Regions from separate parts of the Homo sapiens genome. Here region 1 is linked to region 2. A link is a loop called in an ENCODE intact Hi-C map of the cell type or tissue named here. Cell type or tissue: sigmoid colon. All regions are shown on one strand.

Evidence for each region. Peaks named below come from ENCODE experiments on the same cell type or tissue, not always from the same donor. Only the 100,000 strongest peaks of a DNase experiment are listed, where the experiment ranks them.
Region 1: it touches region 2 in a loop (2.4-fold over the local background); 1 of 110 quality-filtered maps calls a loop at or near these places.

What each region holds. Positions count from the first base shown.
Region 1 is chr12:126,933,733-126,941,732 of GRCh38, reverse strand. All of the region lies in intron 4 of LINC02405 (long intergenic non-protein coding RNA 2405), which reads left to right. Among named protein-coding and RNA genes, the nearest start is that of LINC02372, 63 kb to the right of the region's middle. In sigmoid colon, no CTCF peak of the experiment used is centred here; a DNase peak (open chromatin) is centred at 4,982.
Region 2 is chr12:127,081,357-127,089,356 of GRCh38, reverse strand. The region is part of intron 1 of LOC107984449; the gene reads right to left. Among named protein-coding and RNA genes, the nearest start is that of LINC02405, 25 kb to the right of the region's middle. In sigmoid colon, no CTCF peak of the experiment used is centred here; no DNase peak of the experiment used is centred here; H3K4me3 peaks cover 1,298 bases.

The sequences.
Region 1 (8,000 bases), 150 kb after region 2:
AGCCAGGAAGTGAGCCCTCACTGGACACCAAATCTGCTGTCATCTCGCTCTTGGACTTCCCAGCCCCCAGAGCTTTGAGAAATGCACTTCTATTTATAAACTACCAATTTATGGCATTTTGTTATAGCAGCCCAAATAAACCAAAACAATATACACTTATAGCACGACCTACAATATGACTTGCTATTCCCTCTTTATCTGAATGAAACCTTATCCAGATTTAAAATTTGTAATTCACTGCACCATGTTCTGTCTCCAACTCAGCTTTATAAGCCATTGTGTGATTTTTCACAGGCCAATCCAAGACCTTTCAACTATGTCTTATTTGAAAGCAACTGTGGATTTCCAGATCCTCTAATTCTGGGAAGTGTGTGATTCTTCTTCTATGGTAGCCGTAGATGTCCACTTGCTGATTAGCTGGTGACAAGAGCTGGGCAGGCAAGACTGTGGAGACTTAAATAGTGCTTAAGTAATGAAGACTGCAGAGCAAATTTTCTTTCTCCAAAAAAAAGTTGCTTCATTGCATACATAAAATCCTTTCTCCTGGAAATGAGAAAAACAGGTGGCTGCAATTTATATGAGTTACATTGTGACCTCATTTTTGTAATTTACACTTTTTCTTCCTTAATGATAGCTTTTTTTTTTAAAACAGAACTGCTGATGGGTACTTATGTGGCATGATGGGTATTTATATGGCACGATTTTTCTGTGTCCATCTTCTTTTTTGCACTACTTTGAAAAGTTTTAATAAGAAATGTAAGCACTATCTACTGGAACCATAATGAACAAAGAACTAATGCACTTATTTTTGCTTAAAAAATGTAAATCCAAGTAGAGCACTTGTGGAAATCATGAACAAGAACCTTGTGACTCTACATGTTGGTTTTTTACAATTTTTGTCTGTCGAGTCCTGAGTTCTCATTACAGTATAAGATTCTTTTGCCCTATCAAAGGACATAAAATTCAGAAACTCTAAATAAAATAAAGACAAGTTAAGTGGTTCCTACTGGAGGCAGTTAATGCAAAATTAGATGAGTCGATAAAACTGAGTAATTATGATGAGAGTTGGTTTGTTTAATTTACTTTATTTTTTTGAGTAGTTTTAGGTTCATAGAAAAATTGAGAGGAAGATGGATGCTTTTTTGTATGTCCCCTACCCCCAACACATGCACAGATTACCCCATTTCTAACATCCCTCACCAGAGTGGTTCGTTTGTTAGAGTTGACAAACCTACATTGACACATCATTATCACCCAGCGTGCACAGTTGATGTTAGAGTTCACTCTTGGTGTTGCACATTTTATGGGTTTGGACAAATTTAAAATGACACGCCTTCATAGAGTGTCATGCACAATAGTTTTACTGCCCTAAAATTATCTATATTCTGCTTATTCACCCCTCTCACCCCCAATTCCTGGAAACCACTGAAGTTTTTACTGTCTTCACAGTTTTACCTTCTCCAGAACGTCGTATAATTGAAGTCACACAGTATGTAGCCACCTTTTCAGACTGGCTTCCTTAACTTAATAGTATGTTTCTAAGGCTCTTCCACATATTTTCATGGTTTAATAGTTCATTTCTTTTCAGCACTGATTAATATTGCCTGGTCAGGCTATACCACAGTTTATTTATCCATTCACTCACTAAATGGCATCTTGATTGATTCTAAATATTGACAATTATGAATAAAGCTGCTATAAACATCCATGTGCAGGTTTTTATGTGGAAATAAGTTTCCAGCTTTTTTGGGTAAATACCAAGGAGCATGATTGCTGGATTGTATAGTAAGAGTATGCTTAGTTTTCTAAGAGGCCCCAAACTCTCTTCCAAATAGAGTGTACCATTTGGCATTACCATGAATAACAAGAGGATTTGTTGCTTTACCTTCTCACTAGCATTTGGTTTTATCAGTGTTCTGGATATTGACAGTTCTAATAGCTGTGTAATAGATCTCTTTGTTGTTTTAATTTGCATTTCCCTGATGACATATGATGTAAAGGATCTTTTCTTATGCTCATTCCCCATCCATGTATTTTCTTTGGTGAGGTGTCTGTTATAGTCTTTGTCCCATTATTGTTGGAGAAAATTGCTTTTTTTGGTAACTTAATTTTCCATTATTATATTTTATCATACTTTTTCTTCTCTAGTTTTATTGATGTGCCTAAGTATCCTTGGCAACAAGTGTTCTGTAAAGGTCATAAGGACAAGATAAGGGTAAAATGAGAGCTTTATTAGCAGTTTTGTACTCATCAGTGGCTCATGCCTCCCTTCTCAGCATGTAACTCTTCATTTTGCACTGAGCAGTTTTGCACAGTTGTCAGTTTTAAGGTAGTTACATGAGCCAACACAGACATAACCAGCTTCACCACCATTATCACTGGAAGCAATTCTTTATTTTTATTTTTCCAACATTTATTTTAAGTTCAGGGGTACATGTGCAGGATGTGCAGGTTTGTTACATGGAGGTGTGCCATGGTGGTTTACTGCAGAGATCATTGCATCACCTAGGTATTAAGCCCAGCACCCATTCCTTCCTTATGAACTCTTTTTCTTCTGAGTTCTAACAGCCATCCTGGCTAAGACATCATAAAACATCAGACAAAGGAGACGCCGACTCCAGCAATAAAACACTTCCTGACAGTATTGAACACATTAATACACACCCAAACACACACACACACAAACACATACACATAGACACACACAAATACACATACATATATACATACACACAAATATATGTATATGCATCTACACACACGTACTTATATAAACACAGAGATATATACACATGCATGCACATATACATGTGTGCATTCACACACGTGCATTCACATGCATATATACACACATGCATACATATATACACATAATTATATATGTGCATACATATATACACATAAATAAATATACACATGCATACATACACACATACACAAGTGCACATACATATACATGTACACATATACACACAGATATACACACAGATATACACAATACACATACCTATATACACACAGTGCACATACCTATAGACAGACACATATGTGTACAAATGTTTACACACATACATGTATATACACATACCCATGCATATATATAAACACACATGTATACATACATATATACGCACTATATATAAATATAAACATACATACAAAATGTATACATACAAGTGTATATACACATACATATAGGCATATACATTTATGTAAGCATACAATACATACATACATATGTTATTTCTATACACATGCTATATGTACTCAATTATATAAGTACACATGTATGTATTTTCTCTACTTCCTTTGGATATTCTAAGAACAATATTGATCCACTCATCCATCACATATTTCCTGGGGGCTATCTATAAGCTGGCCATTTTGACAGATTGCATGATATGTTAGAAAAAAGGCAAAAACCTGCTCCTTCTGCCCCTTATATTCACTAGTGATTTAGTGCCACTGAACCTGAATGGACACGAGAGGAGCACGAAGCAGATGATGAGGGCTGTGAGATGGAAAGGAGAGATGCTCTTACTAACGATTGTGATTAATAATTGTTGACAGATAATGACAGTACTCATGATGATAATGATTGTTATTATCACCTGGAAGATTATTCAGCAAATAGTCCTTCTCCTCTCTGCTATTACAGGGGACAAAAGTGCTTTCTTTCCTAGTGATGTTGGGCATGGCCATAGACTGACTTTCGGCAGTGGGATGTGGGCAGAGGCAGCAGAGTGCCTCGTAAAAAAATATGTGACACGTCTGCCAGCCTCTTATGCTCCAGTGCTCCAGAAGGGATCTGAATGCAGGCTGTCATGGGCACCATCTTAGTATGTTTATTAAGCCCTTCCATGTGGGTCAGGAGGCTTAATAAACATACTAAGATGGTTATTTTGTAGGTTCTTGTGGTGAGAGAGCAACATTTCGTAAGGCCTCTTATTCTTCCAACCTGCCCTTCTCCATCTGCATGGAGACTGGGGAGAAGAATCCAGGAAATTTCCTTTTCTGACATCCCTGCAGCTCAGCAAGGCCCCTTGATGATGTGGCATTTGCTTATGATCTTGGGGGAAAGTCCATTTATCAGAGGTTATTAACCAGGAGTGCACTTTAATCAATCACAAATATTTATCTGCCACACACAGAGGACAGAGTAGCTAACTGACAGAAGAGTGTCTTGTCTCTATGGCACTTTTAATCTATAGGAGAGCATTTTCAAAACCCAAATGCCTGACTGTAGACTTTCTGTTTTGGTGGGTATGAATTTGACACTGTGCTTTTAAAAAATGACAACTGCCACAAAGCTTCTCATCACATTTTGATGGGCAGAAAACTGCTGAGCCCAAGTTATAAGTAACAGGTTTGCTTATTGGTAATAATAAAAATTATACATATTAAAAAATGTTGTCCCGCATATAATTCCTTCTTTTCAAATTATTCATAGAGGCAGGAGGCAGAGAAATTCTAGGCAGACGGGGGTGGATCCCCAGTGAAACCACGCCTTCAAGCCAAAAATACAAATAAAAAATCAGCCTGGAACCGCTGGCCCAACGTGAGATCTTCTATTCTTGTTTGCCCGCTCTCTCCCGATTGGTTCTTTCTGAATCACACCTTTTTACCAATCAAATGTAGCCTTTTCCAAAATTACCTACAGCCTGCCCCAATCCCATCCTGTGCCTAGGAAGACCCCAGACTCAGTCAGTAGTGGGAGAGATGGCTGGACCTGGAGAGAGATGGCCGGACCTTGAAGGAGATGGCGGGACTTCGGGGAAGATAACCTGCCCTTCCCATCCTCTCTCCAGCTCTCCTCTCTGCTGAGAGCAGTTTTCATTGCTCAGTTAAATTCTCCACTTTCACTATCCTTCAGTTGTCTGTGTGACCTCATTCTTCTTGAATGCAAGACAAGAGTTTGGGACTCACCAAGTGTGGGTACCCAAAAAGGCTGTCACACTGGCTCATTGCCCTCCCCGGCAGAGGACAGCTGACTCATGCAATGAGGCAAGGAGCCAACTGAGCTGCCAACACGCTGCCATCCAGAAACGGCAGAACTAAAAGAGCACCGTAACACCTCCTCTTGGGCTTCAGGGCCACAGGCATCCCCACCTAGGTGCCACCACAGGCCCTGCAGGACCAGCCAGCTGGACCCTGCACTTGCTCGCTCACGTGCTGCCTCCTGCAAGGGGGTGAGTGTGGCAGGCCAGCTAAACCACACATCCCTGTCACGGGTCCAGCAAAAAGGCCGAAGATATTTTTGTATTATTATGACCACCTGCTAAAACTGAAAGTTGCAGAATTCACTATGAAATGGTGAGTGATAAAGTTCTCATTTACGTGGATATGTTTTTTTGTTTCGTTTTTAATGAGACAGTCTCACTCTACCACCAAGGCTGCAGGGCAGTGGCACCACCATAGCTCACTATAGCTTTGACCTCCCTGGGCTCAGGTGATCCTCCTGGCTCAGCCTCCTTAGTGACCAGGACCACAGGTGTGCATCACCTCACCCACCTAATTTTTGCGTTTTTCATAAAGACAGGAGTCTCTCTATGTTGTCCAGGCTAGTCTCGAACTCCTGGGCTCAAGTGATCCATCCACCTTGGCCTCCCAGAGTGCTGACATTATAGGCATGAGCCACTACATCCAGCCTAGGTGGAATCATAATAATAGTTTTCTCCTACTAGGACATTTGATTATTTTCTTTAATATTCATTACCTAATGCCTACTAGACTTTCTGGTACAGAGAAAATAGTTAATATATATTTTTAAATAATTAAATTCGAAGTTAGCACCTACTCTAATTATTAGGATGGTGCAAAAGTAATTGTGGTTTTTGCAGTAATCTATAATTCGTTCATTCAGCAAGTATTTGTTGAGCACCGAAGCCCACTTAATACTGTGCACAAATACACTGTTCCCATCTTCTTGTGAGAACAGGAGATTGTCTGATTGGACTCCTTAGGTGCAAGCGTGTGGATGTTTGAGGTGGTAAAACTGGAAGCATTCTGTGCTTGCACTTGGCTTTTTACCTTTCTTCTTCTCTGCACTGTGGATCTGACAGCTTGTCTTAAGATTCACTCTTTATCATCCTGATTCCCTGAGTATCTCCGGGAACAGAGTCTCCTAACCCCATTAGTTCATGTTCGTCATTGAACATGATTGAAAATACTCTCTTGTTATTACAAGCCGCTGGTAATTTGATTTTGTTTAGCATAACCTGATCCACCCTGACTGACACAAGCCCCACTCTCTGTTAAATACTGTATTAGATGCACTAAACACACAAAGAACAAAACAGTCTCTACACTCAACGTACAGAAAAACCTAGTAAGTTGGCAGATGGATGGAGTGGCTACCCTCTTGCAAATATGAAATATGCAACACAGTATTGTTACCTGTAGTCACATCGTTTTACATTAGATGTCCAGAACCTATTCATCTTTCCGCAGTGAAACTTTGTACCCCCTGACTGAACCCTTACTGTCCCCTTCTCCCCACATCCTGGCAACCATCATTCTACTCTTTGCTTTTATGGGCTGGACTATTTAAATTCCACAGAGGAGTGAGTTCATGCACTATTTGTCTTTCTGTGTCTGGTTAATTTCACTCAGCATACGTCCTCCTGGTTCATCTATGTTGTTACAAGTGGCAGAATTTCCTTCTTTTTACAGGTTAATAGTATTCCCCTGTGTGGACACACCCACACAGACACACACACACACACACACACACACACAATGTTTTATTCATTCATCCATTGACAGAAATTTATAGTGTTTCTATTATAAAGATAATTATATTTCTATATGTTTATATTACCTATATTATATTGTTTATATATCTTGGCTATTTGTAAACAATGCACAAGTGACAGTGGGAGTGCAGCTGCGTCTTCAACATACTCATTTCATCCCTTTGGATACATACTTAGAGGTGGGATTGCTGGATCATAATGTGGTTTTTATACAGTGGATACCACCAGATGCTTGAGCTAACTCTTTTGAGTGCATGTTTTTGGTTTTTTGTTTGTTGTTTGTTTTTGTTTTTGTTTTTGTTTTGAGCAGGAGTCTTGCTCTGTCGCCCGGCCTGGAGTGCAGTGGCACGATCTCGGCTCACTGCAAGCTCTGCCCCCCTGGTTCACGCCATTCTCCTGCCTCAGCCTCCTGAGTAACTGGGACTGCAGGCGCCCGCCACCACGCCCAGCTAATTTTTTGTATTCTTTTTTTTTTCAGTAGAGACGGTGTTTCACCGTGTTAACCAGGATGGTCTCAATCTCCTGACCTCCTGATCTGCCCACCTCGGCCTCCCAAAATGCTGGGTTTACAGGCGTGAGCCACCGCGCCCGGCCGAGTGCATGTTTTTTTAAACAGGGTCTTTCTTTGTCACCCAGGCTGTAGTGCAGTGGTACACTCATAGCCTCAATCTCCCAGGCTCAAGCAGTTCTCCCACGTTAGCCTCTCAAGTAACCGGAACTAAAGGTATAGGCCATCATGCCTGGCTAATTTTTGTATTTTTTGTAGAGGCAGGATCCCCCTATGTTGCCCAGGCTGGTCTTGAACTCCTGGCCTCAAGAGATTCTCCTTCCTCAACTTCCTAAACTGCTGGGATTACAGACATGAGTCTCCTCGCCTGGCCTTTGAATGCATTTTTAAGGAGTGAATAATACAATTGTTATTTAATATCAACTTGTAATCTAAAGACAGTTTTGTAAGTGTAACAGATTATTGATTTGTATTTGCAAATTTTGTTTTTGGGTAAGAAATTGGGATATTAAACTTGACGACTTGACTCTAATGTAGATATTACACAAATACTTCTGACTTTGTTTTTCCTTTAAGGAATATAGAGCTTAAGTAAAATACTTATCTGAAAGTTATCACGTGGTTTTAGTTAAGCAAATAACTGTTTTTGTTCTTATTTTTAACAAAATAATCACATGTGGTAGCAGACAGGCTATTCCATTTCCTTGTTACACATTCTTTTATAAAGAGGGATTTCC
Region 2 (8,000 bases):
ATTTTGGAGGGCTGAGGCAGGCAGATCGCCTGAGGTCAGAAGTTCAAGACCAGCCTGGCTAACATGGTGAAACCCTGTCTCTACTAAAAATACAAAAATTAGCCGGGATTGGTGGTGCATGCCTGTAATCCCAGCTACTTGGGAGGCTGAGGCAGGAGAATCGCTTGAACATGGGAGGCGGAGGTTGCAGTGAGCTGAGATCGCACCATTGCACTACAGCCTGGGCGACAAGAGTAAAACTCCATCTCAAATAAATAAATAAATAAATAAATAAATAAATAAATAAATAAAATAAAGATAATCTAGCAGCCAGGGACAGACAATGTCCTAATGGTCCACACCTGTTAACATTTAAAGTGTTAACTGAATGCAGGCCCCAGGGAGAAACAGATTCCTGAGCATGCATCTTAGAGACAAAAATGGCGGAGTATGGTCTCCCGGGTGCACCCCACTGGAAAAAAGAAAACCTCCGATGGGCATGCATTTAACTCCCTACACACACTGCGCATGCTCAATTCCAAAGGGTCAGGCGGGCTCTGCGCATGCCGGCAGCCCACCCTATGGGAGGAATCATGGGAAAGAGGCCCGCTTATGAAAGTCCTAGGATCCCAATTAAATGGGGCACTTGACCTCTGTTAAACCTTCCCGTGCCCATTTGGGTCTCTTCCAAGGGCACCGTCCTTTCTTCCTTTTCCAAAGCCTTTAAAATAAACTTCCATTCCTGCTCTGGAACTTGCCTCGGTCTCTTTCCCCACTTTATGCCCCTCAGTCAAATTCTTTCTTCCGAGGAGGCAAGGACCGAAGTTGCTGTGGACCCTTAAGGATAGGCTGCCGGTAACTTGGGGTGACTCGGATCTTTGCCACTAGTAACACCATTGCAATTTATTTCCTGCCTGAAGAAAAGATATAAATCACACTGTTCATAATGTTGCATTCTCCCTAATAGAAATTATTTGAAACCTATGTACGTACTTTTCATTGCTAGAAAGAGGTTAATTAATACAGTGGCTGGATCACAGTTATCAATATCACGTTTCAAGAATCCTGGGAAGTCTGTTGTAGTTGAGCGTACTTTTATAAAATCCCAAGTCAAGCTTTTAAACTGAGTCCCACTGTCTGGTCAGTGGAAAATAAAGTCTCATTTGTGGTTTTTGGCTTTTCTTCCTGTTATCTGTGGTCCCTGAAACCACTCTAGCAAAAGGCACCTGAGTGGAGGAGGCTCATGGGTTAGCAGCACTGATAAGGATGGAGCAAAATGGATTGACATGCATCACCCAAAATTCTTAACTTCAGCTGTCAGATGACAGAGAAAGAACCTTGAACACAATAATTGCCTTTTTCCGCTCAGAGCCTCAGTAACATTTTTTCTAACGTAGAAAGTAGAAATCGGCATGCTAGTTTGAGATTTTTATATAAAAGGTCATCTGTCCACAGCAAAGCAAACCTGGGTACCTGGAGGTGATAATTACCTTCTGGCACCACAGCCTCCTGAGATTCGCTCAGGCAGGCTTTTATTTTCACTTCCTTGAAATTCAAGGTACAGTAACATGTGGGGCCTCTGAACTTAAACACCTGGTTTCCTAATCTATGTTATAACCCAGGCAGGGGAAATGGTTACTTACTGTTAAATGTGGAATTTTTATCTCAGACACAGAGCCAGCAAAATGTTATTTATATTTTTCAACTTGGGATGCTCCATGATTGAGTCAGGAAAATGCCTTATTATAAAAGAGGGAATAAAGTACACAAGTCATTATGACTCCTATTGATAAAAGGACTTCAGATGACTTTCCTTCAGCAAATTCATTTAAATCTAAACATGGACAAGATTTCACAAAAAAGTGACATTTTCTTCCTCCTTGCTCCTGACCTTAATAAAAATAATTTCTTATCCGCATTTATTTCTGCAAATAAAGAACTAGTTATGGAGAAGTCCCTAGGCACAAGGCATCTGTAGGATCCTGTCTGTAGGAAGCATCTTATGAGGAAGCCTGAGACACAAGCATTGCCCTGAATAGACAACCTGTCTGAGCCTCCTTTCCATCATCTCTAAAGAGGATAATGATGGAATCCCCTGACTCTGGCACGTGTGAGGATGCACACAAAGTGCAAGGCAGGTATAAAGACACAGTAGAGCAGGCTTCGTTTTGTGTTTTCATTGATTGTGGCTCTTGTCCCAACCACCTTCCCCACCCAGCATTGATTAATTGTAATGAATGAGAAACATCTTGCATTTGTTGAAAATATTGCAACCCTTACATGGTGCCTTTAAATTTTGCAGGTGTGAATTATTCTTTCACAGAAGAAAGTCTAAGGGCAATCTGGACAGCATCTGTGTTTTGATGCAGGTTTGTACCCGTATGGTGTAATATAGAGTTGCAGAGAAGACGCCCGTGGACCTTTGGTGGCAGTTTCACCTGGGTCAGGAGTTGCTGTGTTAAATTCTCTCCTAGGGAGAGTCTAAAATGAAGCTATTGGGTTGTCCAGCATCTGGCACCGGGCCCAGCCCAGTCAATGGGGTATTAATTAAGCATTCATAGAAGAAACAAACACACTGCCCATGATTTTCCAGAATTTTGAAAATGTTTAAGTCTAATGAACAGTGAAAATAATATGGAAAATAATAATAAGATAGGTGGTAGACTTTCAGTAAATATGAGCAATAGACTTTTGACAGTTAAGGATACCTAAAACTTCTCTAATCTTCTATAAAAATTATTTTTAAATCTTTTGAGTTGTGTGTGTGTTGGTGGAGAGTTTGTGGCAGAGATTGACGATAACTCATCCGTACACTTAGTGAATCATGACTATGACTTTGATCATCCTACTTTAGAATGTAGAGGAGATAAACCCAAGGTTGTGCTGCTTGTTTCAGAAGCTGAACTACCAGGAAAATAGAATTTATCCATCTTGGTCTTTACTATGTGCCCAGAATAGTGCCTGTCATGTAATAGGTGCTTAATAAATATTCAGTGACTTAAATAAGTTTTTTAAACCTATTATTATGAGTACGTCTATTGATTGGGTTGTTTCTGCAGCATTTGCATCTTTGTCTTCTGGGCATCCTCACGTCAATTTCATATGGGCCTGAGTCTGATTTCTTTTTTGTGACAAAAGTTGCTTTAAAAAATAACTGAATATGCCAGTGAAAGATGAGTGTTTAGGAAGTGGAGGAGGTTGTGTGACTGGATGTCAGTGGCCATCCAGGGAAGGGCATGTCTCACCAAGTTGGCGAGCCCTGCAGGAATTACCTGTGGACCAGAAGTGAGTGTGGATGGATCCGTTACATTTTATCCCATGGAATGGGGAGGCATGTAAAATAATTCATAGGTTGCCTTCTGCTGAGGGAACGCAGACATCTGCCTTTGTCTAGATTGAGAAGGGTGTGAATAACCAGATCTTGGTGGAAAGCTGCTGTTTTCTTTAGAATGTAAACGAGATAAAATGGATCTGTTCTCAATAATAATTATTACTTAGATTGTGTCTGGAGTTTTCCACCCTGCCTTCTACTGGATGGAATCCATTTTCATGTATTCTTCAAACTGTGACTCAGGATTCTCACTACCTCTTTCCTTCCTTTCCTTGTTTCCTCTACTTTCTTCTCTTCCATCTTTCTCTAATCCTTCTCCTCCTATTCTTTACCCAATTATGTTATGTGATGTCTAAGCACCCCAAACTGCACTGATTTAGGTCATTGCAGGTTTAATGTGTCTTCTTCAAATAGTATTTTTTTTTGTCATTGTCACTCAAGTATCTGTGAGCTCAGTAACACAGAAGACTTTGTAAGAACTCTCATGTAAGATACCTTTTATCAGACAGAAATATGGTGTTGGTGAAAATCTCTCAGCATATATGTTGGCTTGTAGTATAGCTACCACATGCCAACAAGGTTGGACCAGTAAAGTTATAGGGCTTATTGAGAGCTCATGTATCCATCCAGTGGCTCCCAAACCTTCATGATTTGAGTTACCTGGGAAGTGTGTGCAGCACACAGATTTATACATACTGCATCAGAATCCCCCAGAAGTTGACAACTGCAAAAAGTTCTCCACAGATGATGCCAATGCTTAGCCAGAGTTAGGGATCACTGTCTGTGCTAAAAGGGACTGAATTTTCCCAGAAGAGGATGTTATTTTCCCTCATTGATAGACTTTGCTACTTCTGACCTTGCAACTTACCACAAGGTTTTCCTGCTGGTGGTCAGGTCAGCTCTCTGCTTCGGATAAATTATACTTCCCTGGAAATAGATGCTAGAACAATCACTTCAAGTATGCTACTCATCATGTGAAAAATGGTGGAGCTCCACTGTAAGAATGAACCAATGGAGGCAAGGTATTTATATCAAAAAGAAGCAATTAATTGCTCAGGGTAATCCCAGCAATCAAAACTAGGTTCCAATAAAGCTGCAGACAATTGAGGATGCCTGTGAAAATCATTTTATTCCATCTCTTCCATCTCAAGTGGTTTCCTATCTTGATTGACATCCTGGGAGTGTTTAATACATGCAGATGTGCTCTTTTACCTAAAATACCAGGATGTATTTCATTGTTTGCCTAGCTAATGCTGTTGTAAAAAAAAAAAAATAGAAAAAAAAACCCACTTCGAGTGGCATAATACAAACCTAACAGCTAAATCCAGAGGAATTTTATAAAATGCCAAGCTTGAAAAGATTTAATTATATTGTTATGACTAATTGCATAGTGCAATACTGTGAGTATAGTACTTATTGTTTTTGGGAGTTGTTTTCCTTCCTTTCTAAATATACTATTTTAAGAGCAGTTATAGGTTTATAGAAAAGTTGAGTAGAATGTAAAGAAAGTTTGCACAGACTCCCTCACCCCTCCCAGGTCCCCCTATTATAAACGTCTTGCATTGATGTGGTACATTTGTTAACAGTGGGTGAGCCAATAATCATACATTATTATTCATTAAAGTCCATCATTACAGTAGGGTTCCCTCTTGGTGTTGTACATTCTACAGGTTTTGACAACTACATAATGTCATGTATCCACCACTATAGCACGATACAGAATAGTTTCACTGCCCTAAAAATTCCCTGTGTTCCATTTGTTTATCGCTCCCCACCCCCCAACCCTGGGAACCACTAGTCATTTTGCCTTGTTTTGTCTTTTGAAGAATGCCATATAGTTGGAATCAGACAGTATACAGCCTTTCAGATTGACTCATTTTACTTAGCAACATGCATCTAAGTTTCCTCTATATGTTTTTTGTGGCCTGAAAACTCATTCTTATTGCTAAACAATATTCAATTGTGTGGATGCGACACAGTTTGTTTCTATGGAATGGCATAGGTCTTTGAACTTAGTATGGAATAATGCAGACCATATTCTTTCCCAAAATAGAATTAAAAAATGATTTTTGGTGTCATTTATACTCTCGCTTTATCCTCTCATCTGTGAGCTGTCCCTTACGCCCAAATAAGTTCAGATTAATTTTAATTAAACTCTTTGGAGGTTTCTAGCTCCATAATTGAACACAAAGAAGACAAAATAATGCAGAGATGCATTCAAATAGGGGAATTTTTATTTGTGGAGATTTAGAAAATTACAGTTCTCAGAAAACATAAGTTTTGTGGTGATGGGTCAGTTTACAGTAGATCAACCCTCCCATTTAGAACAACTACATTAATTAACTGGTAAAGCACCAAAGGAAATAACGTTTGTTTAAAGCATTGCAAAGCTATCTTGTTTCCTCAGGTTTTGAGAAACATTGTCCCTAGGAGAGAAAGGAAGCACTTCAAGGTGAGCCCAGCGTTTGATTCTGCCTTATCATTGCGATATTTGCTGACTCATAAGCAGTGAAGAGTAGAAACCCGAGATGCTAAATAGAAAGTGAAACTAAAATGCAGCAAATGCCAGGCAGAGCTTTTACTGATCTTACAGTTCTGGGAAGGCTGAATGTACAGTTAAGGGTAGCCAACCTATCAGTTAGGAAGGAAAAGTGAACCTGGAAATCTCTAAACTCCTTTGATGCTCAAGATACTTCCTTATATATAATAAATAAATAAATAAAATATTAAATTTATATAAATAAATAAAGACCAAGAGGCAAAAGAATCAAGTAGGAAGCAGCAGTTAGGAGGCTGAGGAGTCAGCAGAGCCTCTGCAATCCCTAAATGTGGAAGGAAAAACAGTTGGGTTCAGAACTCAGCAAGAAACATAGCCCCGGTAAATGACTCAAGCTTTATACTAAAAGATTGCATCCTATAAGCAAGAAAAAATAATCCCTCAAGACTTACAAAAACTGAACACAAGCCTCAAGTCTTCTTAATCAGATAATAGAAAAACAAATGCAGCCTGCATACATACACACTAACTGCTTCCCAGAAGCTAAGCTCATGCAAAGCCGTTTCAAAAAAAAAGTCTTATTAAAGATTTGTTTTAAAAACTATCAGGTTTACCAAAGGAAATTACCAAACACAAGAAAAATAAAATATTATTTAAAAACCCTCATAAACATATTCAGTAACATAGATGATGAGATGAAAAATTTTAACAGAAAAGAGCACTCTATACAATTATTCAAATGAAATTCTATTACTAAAATATACAAGATTTTAATTAATAAACAAATATGTGGGCTTAACAGCGTATTTGGCAAAACTAAGATGATGATTAATGATTGGGAATACAGGCCAGTAGAAAATGGTCAGATGGAAATATAAACAGAGAGGAATCAAACATAAAAACATAGTTTAAATGGACATTAAACATATAAAAACATTTTTGGAATGGAGAAATAGCCTGACAAATGTGTGTAATCAGTGTCAAAATTAGAAAAGAGAATAGAGAAGAATATTAGAGGAGATTCTGAGAGTCTCCCGAAACTAATTAAATAAATTTTGCTTCAATTTTAATAAATCCTACAATGGCAAGGAAAATAAATACAAATAACTTGGCAGCTAGGCTAATCAGAATAAAAATGTGGAAAGAAAAAAACAGAAGAAAGAAAAATAAACATTATATTAAAAAACGAGAGTGTCTTACGACACTCTTCCACAAATATACCCAGGCTTAGAAAGCTTCCAGATAGTAGAAAAAAAAAAATACATCAATGTCACATCAACTCTTCCACAGTAAAAGAGGAAAAACGTACACAGTTTCTCTATTGTCCAGCATAACCTTGGTCCCAACACATGGCAAAAACACTATAAAAAGAGTTCAGGGCCAGGTGCAGTGGCTCACACCTGTAATCCCTGCACTTTGGGAGGCCGAGGCGGGCAAATCACCTGCGCTCAGGAGTTCGAGACCAGCCTGGCCAACATGGTAAAACCCCGTCTCTACTAAAGGCACAAATAAAAAATTGGTCAGCCATGGTGGCACATACCTGTAATCCCAGCTCCTCGGGAGGGGAGGCTGAGGAATGAGAACCGCTTGAGCCTGGGAGAGGGAGGTCACAGTAAACTGAGATTGCGCCATTGCACTTTAGCCTGGGCAACAGAATAGGTTGGCTTTATTATGGAAATGGTAGGTTAGTTTACGTTTAAAAAGCCTGTCAATATAATCACTACAGTAACAGAATTAAGCAAACAAATAGAACATGATTCTTTCACTGAAGGAGAAAAACATTTAATAAAATTTAACCCAGTATGATCAGTTACTCAGAGCTATCTGGGAACAGAAGGAAATTTCCTTAAATGTATAAAAAACTTGTTCAAAACATATGAAACAGAACCTTACTCAATTGAGGAAATATTGACATTGTTCTGCCTATTATGAGGAATGAGAGAAGGATGCCTGATATCACGACTTTACTCAGTATTTTCCCAGAGTTATAAGAACTAACAGATACAACAATTGGAAAGAAAGAGATAACTCTGCCACTGTTTGCAGATTGCAGGAGAGACTAATCCAAAATGTCAATAACGTTTGATAAAAATACAGTGAGAGGGTGGTGCCAATGTGCATCCCACCGGAGTTGCTAAAACGAAGAGATTAAAAATGCCAAGTGTTGGTGGTGACATAGAGCCACTGGAACTC